Linked DNA regions of Homo sapiens: region 1 is linked to region 2. The links are chromatin contacts, found by Hi-C or POLR2A ChIA-PET in ENCODE. All regions are on one chromosome and are shown on one strand. The core of a region is the stretch at or near the end of the contact, and the rest is flanking DNA. Distances in the headings are between cores, read along the strand shown. Region 1 overlaps SNX25 (sorting nexin 25). Region 2 overlaps SNX25 (sorting nexin 25).

Region 1 (4,122 bases), core at 980-3,479, 78 kb after region 2:
TCACTATAGTCTCATGAGTTTATAACCAACTCTACTCACCCTCTCTCCCCAAGAAGAACTTTAGTCCTCGTAGACTCTAACACCTGCATTTTATAACAAATAAAGCTCATGTCCAGAGATGTTAAACAACTGACCTGGTTTGAATAGAGCTAGTTAGTCACACACAAATCCGAAACTTGAGCCCAAGTCTCCTGAGTTTCGTCCTGGGCTCCTGCTCACAACAAGCATTGTATGGGTCAGATCTGAGTTCCGGGTGTATATCTCAAATCTGCTCAGCTCACAGTGCTGATTTGGGAACGGGGTTCTGCTTGTAATTTTATATGTGGATTTAATTGCTATATTATTCCTTTAAAAACATATTGCAAGCCTGTTGGAGGGCCTTAAACCAAGGGGAGTGCTAGGAGTTCCAGCACCAAGACATTAAACGAAGGTGCAGGGCGTGGTGGCTCACGCCTGTAATCCCAGCACTTTGGGAGGCCGAGGTGGGTGGATCACGAGGTCAGGAGATCGAGACCATCCTGGCTTACGCAGTGAAACCCCGTCTCTACTAAAAATACAAAAAATTAGCCGGGCGTGGTGGTGGGCACCTGTAGTCCCAGCTACTTGGAAGGCTGAGGCAGGAGAATGGCATGAACCTGGGAGGCGGAGCTTGCAGTAATCTGAGATTGCACCACTGCACTTCAGCCTGGGCGACAGAGCGAGACTCTGTCTCAAAAAAAAAAAAAAAAAAAAAAAGCAAGGCAGGGCACACAGTGGGCACACCCTGGCCGGGCTGCACAAAGTCCATGTGTCTCTGTACTCTTCTCCATCATAAAGTGAGTGATTCCGCCATCAACTCCTGTACGATTTCTGCTATTCCTCAAATATACTCTCCACTGAAGTGGAGTGACACGTTAGACTATGAAATCTCAGGTGTTTAGAGTGGTAAGAGAAGCCCATTTGTTCTTTTCAAAAAAGGACATACCAGCCTCAGGTTGAAAAGTAAGGCAAATATTTTTTTGAGTTCCTTAGCAACTGTTGAGGTGATTTCTAGATAATTTTGAAGAAGTCTGTGATGATTGGTAACTACTGAGAATTGCTGCCAGCTTTGTGTTAAGAGGTCAAGTACCATTTCTCACTTCAAATCTTGACTAGTCCCTAAGTAAATATATACCTGTTTCTTGAACCCTTCCATCAAGAGGATTTAGTAAAACTTCTGTTTACTTATTTATATTTTAGAGACATGTTCTCACTCTGTCACCCAGGCTGGAACATAGAGACGTGATCATAGCTCACTGTAACCTCAAACTCCTGGCTTTAGTGATCACGGCTCACTGCAGCCTCGACCTGCTGGGCTCAAGTGATCCTTCTGCCTCAGCCTCCTGAGTAGCTAGGACTACAGGTGCATGCCACCACGCCTGGCTAATTTTTAAACTTATTTTGTTTTTTTGAGATGGAGTTTTGCTCTTGTTGCCCAGACTGGAGTGAAATGGCGCATCTCGGCTCACCTCAACCTCCACCTCCTGGGTTCAAGCAATTCCCCTGGCTCAGCCTCTCGAGTAGCTGGGATTACAGGCATGCGCCACCATGCCCGGCTAATTTAGTGTTTTTAGTAGAGAAGGGGTTTCTCCATGTTGATCAGACTGGTCTCCAACTCCCAGCCTCATGTGATCTGCCTGCCCCAGCCTCCCAAAGTGCTGGAATTACAGGCGTGAGCCACCACACCGGGCCTAAATTTTTTTTTATAGAGACAGAGTCTTGCTGTGTTGCCCAAGCTGGTTTTAAACTCCTGGCCTCAAGCCATCCTCCCACTTCAGCCCTGCACAGTGCTGGTATTACAGGCATGAGCCACCACATCCAGCCTAAAACTTTTATTTGAATATACAAGAAAGATTCAACAGCTGGTTAGTCTGTCAGTGCACATACAGTTGATTGGAGAACCAGCATTTTCTAGGGAGGAAGTCTCTATTCCATATGTCGATTGCCTGCATTTCACGAGAAGACCTGAGCATCCTGGGCAGAGGAGAGAAGAGAGCCCATGTTGAGGAGTGAGGGAAGGGGAAGGAGGGTGCGGCCTTGTCCTCTGTTTGCTCTAACCTTCTTGTTAGAGGAGCAGGTTGTACCTCTGTATCAGCACTGCTAAGTGGGGCCAGGTGGAGGGTAGGAGGTGGCAGTTTTGCTCCCCAGGGGACATGTGACAATAGTCTGGAGACATTTTTGGTTGTCGTCTTTGGGGGAAGGGATGCTACTGGCATCTAGTGGTAGAGGCTAGGCATGCTGCTAAACATCCTGCAGTACACAGGACAGCCCCCCACAGCTGAGAACTACCCTGTCCAAAATGTCAGTAGTGCTGAGGTTGAGAAACCCTGCCCTGTATTATCCATTAAATCCCTCAGTGAGTCTGCTGAGGATGCTGCCATTATGATATGCCCTGGAACATGATAGCATGTTATGAGGGAAGGAAAATATTCTACTGTTGGTGTTTTTCTTTTTTTATACCTGAAAAGCACAGTGGTGCCATTTTAATCCAGTTGTACTATTTCTGGAGTCATGAGTTTGCACTTTAAGTTACTTTGCTCTCTGCTGCCTCATTAGAAATAGCATCTAACAGTTGTCGTTAGATGTTGCTGTTTTTGTTTTACTGCAAGCCACTTCACTTGCTTAAGGAAGAATTATATCATGGGCAGGGGATTTATAGCGAAAAGCATTTCTGTGATGTTATTCGTAAGTCTGTTGTAATGTCTTTGTAGCCAAAAGGGTTTACCTAATGTCTAATATAAATGTCTTTTTCACCAAATGAACCCAAATTCACCCATTTCCTTTTGCTCTGATCTCAGTAGAACCTAGACTATCTAGACGGAAAAACAGTAAATATTTGAACTAATTGCTTTGGAATATTATAGGTTAGTGCGAAAGTAATCACTTTTTTTGCCATTAAAAGTAATGGCGAAACCCGTGATTACTTTTGCACTAACCTAACATCATGTGTGTGTTCATCTTGGCACCAGTTTAAAGACACACTGCCATCCGGTGTTTCACTGGCCACTTCTTTTTAAAGCTAGATTAAATGTTGTGTGATTAACCCAGTTTCTAACAATGCACAGTGTTACTACTTAACACTCTATAGAGAAACAGCCACATAACTCTGGCATGAGCTGGGTCACGGGGTGTTGTCACACACCCACTCGCCTATACTTTTCTTGATGTGAATATTTCTTGGATGAATGGGTTTTAAGGCCACAAAGAAATGTATTCATCTGCATCACTGGATTTACAAGGATTTTTGCATGCCAGCAGCATGGGATGCATGAGCTCCACGTTAGTCATTTAGCTCTGAATGTGGCATTCGCTTTCTGAGGCAAAAATAAACAGAACCATCTAAGCAACAAGCTGCTGTTGCATTTGTTAGCAACAAGCTTTGTGATCAGACAATGGCATTGTATGGCCCATTATCAAACAGAACGCATTCACGTGAGCAAGCCACATTTAAGCGGAGCACCAAAACATTCTTCCCAGCCTTGCAGCTGGGTTTTAGGGAAGGGTTATTCTCTTTCTTACTTCTCTTTGGAATTTTCTTCTAGGTTTTGTCCTTTTAGAAAGGCGTTTTAAGCTCTCTTTGGGTAAAAAGAATGTAATGGTTGGTAAATGGGTGTCAGTTTTCTCCTATATTTCTCTCTCTTTATTAACATGTTTTAACCCCAAATTAAAATTGAGGTCTAGGTTTGTTTTATAAATAAGAGGCAACTTTAGTCCCAGAATTTTTAGATTAACTTAAACATTATACACAAACTATGAAGTTTAAGGATATATATTTTAAAAGTAAAAGTTTTCTTGAAAAATTAGGTCTTCCAAGCTTGCATTTCCTTAGGTACACTCACAAAACATCTTAGTTTGCAATAGACTAATTTTGGGGCAAACTACATTTACCTTCATCCTCCCACAAAGGAGTCTCTGAAATACTATTTTTTTCCTGTTGAGATAAATGCTAAATTAGTGAGTTCTTTAGGCAGGTCCTGACTGTTGGCCAAGTATAACACAAGTTCAGAAACCATTATTGAAGTAAATGAAAATGGGATGAAAAGATGTCTGATAATACCTGACAGATCATCTTGAACAAGTCCATGTATTGACCTGAGGCCTGCC
Region 2 (3,851 bases), core at 1,298-3,797:
AAGTATATATAGATATAAAAATATATATAAGTATATATAAAAATATATAAATAATTATGAATTCATGGGTTTGAACATATTTGATGGGTTTCAATAAGTTGTGATTAATATTTTTTTTGAAGCCTGTGTTATCCCATCTTTGGCCAGTGGGAGCCCTTTTTAGTTGACTCTTGCATCCTTTGGACATAACCCTTGTGGTCTTTGAGTGTTTTCTTGCTATGTGGTATAACAAAATGTTTCAGGCTCATTTTGAATGTCTTCTGCTTATATCTGGAATTAACCATTTCTCCAAGAGGAGCCCTGTTTGTTTTTTTAAAGTGGGAAATGGCATTTCAAGAAGTCATTCAGAGTGTCAGGGAGGCTTGTTGCTATTGGACTGGTCATTGTTTCTTGACTTCCTCTATGGAAGGATCTGAAAAAAATACATATGAGATCTATGTATTGCAAAACACAATCACCCAGTAGTTAGATTTTTATATTCTATGTCTTCTTTTTTTTTTTTTTTTTTGAGATGGAGTCTCGCTTTGTTGCCCAGGCTGGAGTGCAGTGGCGCCATCTCGGCTCACTGCAAGCTCCACCTCCCAGGTTCACACCATTCTCCTGCCTTAGCCTTCTGAGTAGCTGGAACTATAGGCGCCCACTACTCGGGCTAACGCCCAGCTAATTTTTGTATTTTTAGTAGAGATGGGGTTTCACCGTGTTAGCCAGTATGGTCTCGATCTCCTGACCTCGTGATCCGCCCACCTCGGCCTCCCAAAGTGCTGGGATTACAGGCGTGAGCCACCGCACCCGGCCAGTATATTCTCTCTTCTTAAAGGCCAGTGACACTTCCTTTGAACACTGCTTTGTAATCCTCTATGTCATTTGCTTAGCATGGCATATGTTGGCATTGTTAATGGGTTCAGGGAAATCATTCCTGTGGCCCCAGTTTGATTGATTTCACTGTAATCTATGGCTATGAATACAGTGGACAAATAGGTGTATTACAGGAGTTATGTAATGTGAACGTCGTGAAGTGAATCCCTTAGTAATGGGTAGAGCTAAACTTAACATTTCTTGCACCTGCTGTTTGCAGGTGTATTAACTGCATTACGTTACCCAGTTTAATTCTTACATCAATCATGGGAGGTAGGGACTGTTATTCTCATGTTGTGGATGGGAAAACTGAGGTTTAGTGAGGTTAAACCATGTGCTCAGGCTATAAAATCAGTGAAAAAACTAAGAATTAAACCCACGTCTCTCTTAATTAACTCTGGAGTCTACACACTTAAACACTTTATTACCCTTTTAATTATTAAAAATTAGTCTGGCCTGATTCAGATTTAAAACAACTTGGGAAGCTTTGGGATGATTCTAGGATCTGCTTAGGACTTAATGTCACTTCAGAGGTCTCAGAATGAACTTGAATGATGTCACAGCTGTCCCTTCTGTGCTCAGGAGGATCTTTACTAATCAAGTAAGGCACCTGGTTGTGACTGCAGACTCTCTCTCAATACAGCATTCCAGGCAGCCGCTGAAAATTCACCGAGTTGGCACATAGCGTGAAACCCATCAGGCATTTTGAGTGAGAACCTAGTAGAATGGCGGTGGTGCCTTTTGGATTCTGCGATCACTTTTTCTGCGGCTGTATTACTCTGTCATCACTGCATTATAACAGCCAGGCATATACTTTTTTAGTCTCTCTGGTAAAAATCAGTGTTTCCCAAACTGTGATTCATTAACACTTAGTTCTGGGAGATGCTTTTAGGTACACTGCAAAAACAAAGAAGAGGAAGCTTGGGAGGCTAGTTTGGTGGTCACATAAGTCTGAAAAAACTAAATTTTTTGTTGTTGTTTGTTTGAGACAGGGTCTCACTGTGTTGCCCAGGCTGGGGTGCAGTGGCACAATTATAGCTCACTGTAGCCTTGACCTCCTGGACTAAAGCAGTCCTCCCACCTCAACCTCCTGAGTAGATAGGATTACAGGCATGTGCCACCACGCCCTGCTAATTTTTAAACTTTTTGTAGAGACAAGGTCTCACTATGTTGCCCGGGCTGGTCTTGAACTCCTGGGCTCAAGTGATCCTCCTACCTTGGCCTCCCAAAGTGCTGGGATTACAGGCATGAGCCACCACACTGTGCCTTGGAAAAACTAATTCTTAAAGCTTTACAACATGTGTTATTAAATTAACATTGTAAGAAATCCTACTGTAAAGAAATCTGCTTAGCTTTTTAATCCAATGTTTTGTAAACATGACTGATTCCTGTATCCCCTTCCTTTTATTTTTAACAATAAGGAGATGTATTCTCTTAAGAAAGAATACACAGTCCAGAGAGAGGACAAGCTCAGGGCTAGGGCAGGCTCCATGTGGAGACCATTGAGCCTCCAGGACCATTTCTCTGTGTTTTTTAGCCCCGTGAGTCGGAAGAGCTTGCGGGCTGTTGACCAGGTGACTGTATCAGTTTTAGGCACCACAGCCACGCAGGATGATACCCAGAAGAAGAAAGTCCCTTTTTGGAGCAAGGAAAATGTGCTCAGAAATGCTTCTGGCAGTGTTCCCCTCACATCTTACTGGCCAGGTTTGGGCAGGTGCCCGTTTGTTACCCGTTGTTGGCATGGGGGACAGGATTTCTGTCATTGGCCTAGGCCAGTCATTTATCTTTCTTGTTTTGTTTCCCTTACCTCATTGTGTGGAGAACTAGGCCAGTCACTTAGAGAGGAGGGAGGTTGTGGGTTCACAACACTTGGCCTGTGTCAAGGTCTTCAAGACAGGGCTGCCTTACCTTTTTAGCCTTCACTTGTATTCCTCTTCTTCAAGCTGAACTACTTGCTGTTCCCGAGTTTACCATTGGGTGGGTGTGCATTCACCCGGGAAGGACTTTGCCTGCATTTTTGTATGTTCAGCTCTACTTGTTAAAGGTCCAGCTCAATTGCCCTTCCATCCAGGCAGCTTCATTATGTTCTTCGTTTCTGCTCAGTAAGCATGCATTTATTGTGGGCAGGAGAGGGAGAGATCTAGGTAATTCCAGGTTTCTGGCTTGGGGGTTAAATGTGTACAGGTGCCCTTTGTGCAGGTTTGGGACGGTGGGATTTAAGGATGTGGTACATGTTGGCCATGTAGATTTTGAGATGCCTGTGGATCTGTCCAGCTGGCGGCTAGGTCTGCAGGCGTGCAGTTTGCAGGAGAGATCAGGGTTAAGCAGGTCAATTTGTTGGTGGTCAGTGTACACGTGACAGTTAAGGCTACAGGGGAATGAGACTGCCGAGAGCAGTAGGATGGCTGAGAAGCAGCGAGTCCAAGCGCAGGCAAGGGAGGAGCAGCCCACCAAGGAGAGAAAGAGCATTTAGAGGCCGTGAGATGAAGAGAGAAGCTCAGAGAGTAAGAGGGAGCAGATGGCCAACAGTATCCAGTGGGGCAGAGAGGTGCAGAGGGAGGACCGAGGGTGTGCCCCGGACTTGGCAACTGGGAGGCCTTTGGAGGTCCATGCCAGTGTGGTTTGGGGGTGGGACTGGAGAGGTTTACAGTGTGTGGCCTGTGCTCTGTAGAAGCCTGGCTGAGAAGGCCAGAAGAGAAAGTGGTACCTAGAGGGGAGTGTGTGTTATGGGATTTTTGTTGTTGTCAGGGAGAGATATTTAAGCACATTTTTAGGTTAAGGGAAAGATGGAAAAGTAGAGAGGAAGGGCCTGAACATCTCAGAGATAGATTGTAATTGATGGAGACATGCCTGGGGGGCAGGATCAGAGCATAGGTGGGGGCATTCGACTTTAGTAGGAGATAAAAATGGGGGCACATGGAGAGAACTTCGTGGAGGTTGGCAGGGAATTAAGGTATTTCAAGCTGGATAGTCTCAAATATTTTGGTAAGCGGGAG

What was found. A loop is a pair of places that touch in the nucleus more often than their neighbours do. ChIA-PET counts read pairs that join two places held with the same protein, here RNA polymerase II (POLR2A). Pooled maps may share reads with other maps.
Region 1: a loop to region 2 is called in a map of Caco-2, with 12 times the contacts of the local background. The contact joins two enhancer-like sites. A Hi-C loop is called at or near these places in 18 of 168 maps with a recorded cell type or tissue (A673, Caco-2, Calu3 and 12 more), 6 of 37 single-sample maps with no recorded cell type and 13 of 50 pooled maps. POLR2A ChIA-PET finds 5 or more read pairs at or near these places in 8 of 52 experiments (AG04449, GM12878, H1 and 5 more).

The regions. Positions count from the first base shown.
Region 1 is chr4:185,302,947-185,307,068 of GRCh38, forward strand. The region is part of intron 6 of SNX25 (sorting nexin 25); the gene reads left to right. Among named protein-coding and RNA genes, the nearest start is that of LRP2BP, 91 kb to the right of the region's middle. RefSeq lists enhancers at 867-966, 1,855-2,044, 3,080-3,139, 3,225-3,725 and a silencer at 3,249-3,543. Within about 2 kb of position 2,230, at least 10 of the 41 ENCODE cell types and tissues checked have a DNase peak (open chromatin) inside an H3K27ac peak, as active enhancers do.
Region 2 is chr4:185,224,629-185,228,479 of GRCh38, forward strand. All of the region lies in intron 1 of SNX25 (sorting nexin 25), which reads left to right. Among named protein-coding and RNA genes, the nearest start is that of SNX25, 17 kb to the left of the region's middle. Within about 2 kb of position 2,548, at least 5 of the 41 ENCODE cell types and tissues checked have a DNase peak (open chromatin) inside an H3K27ac peak, as active enhancers do.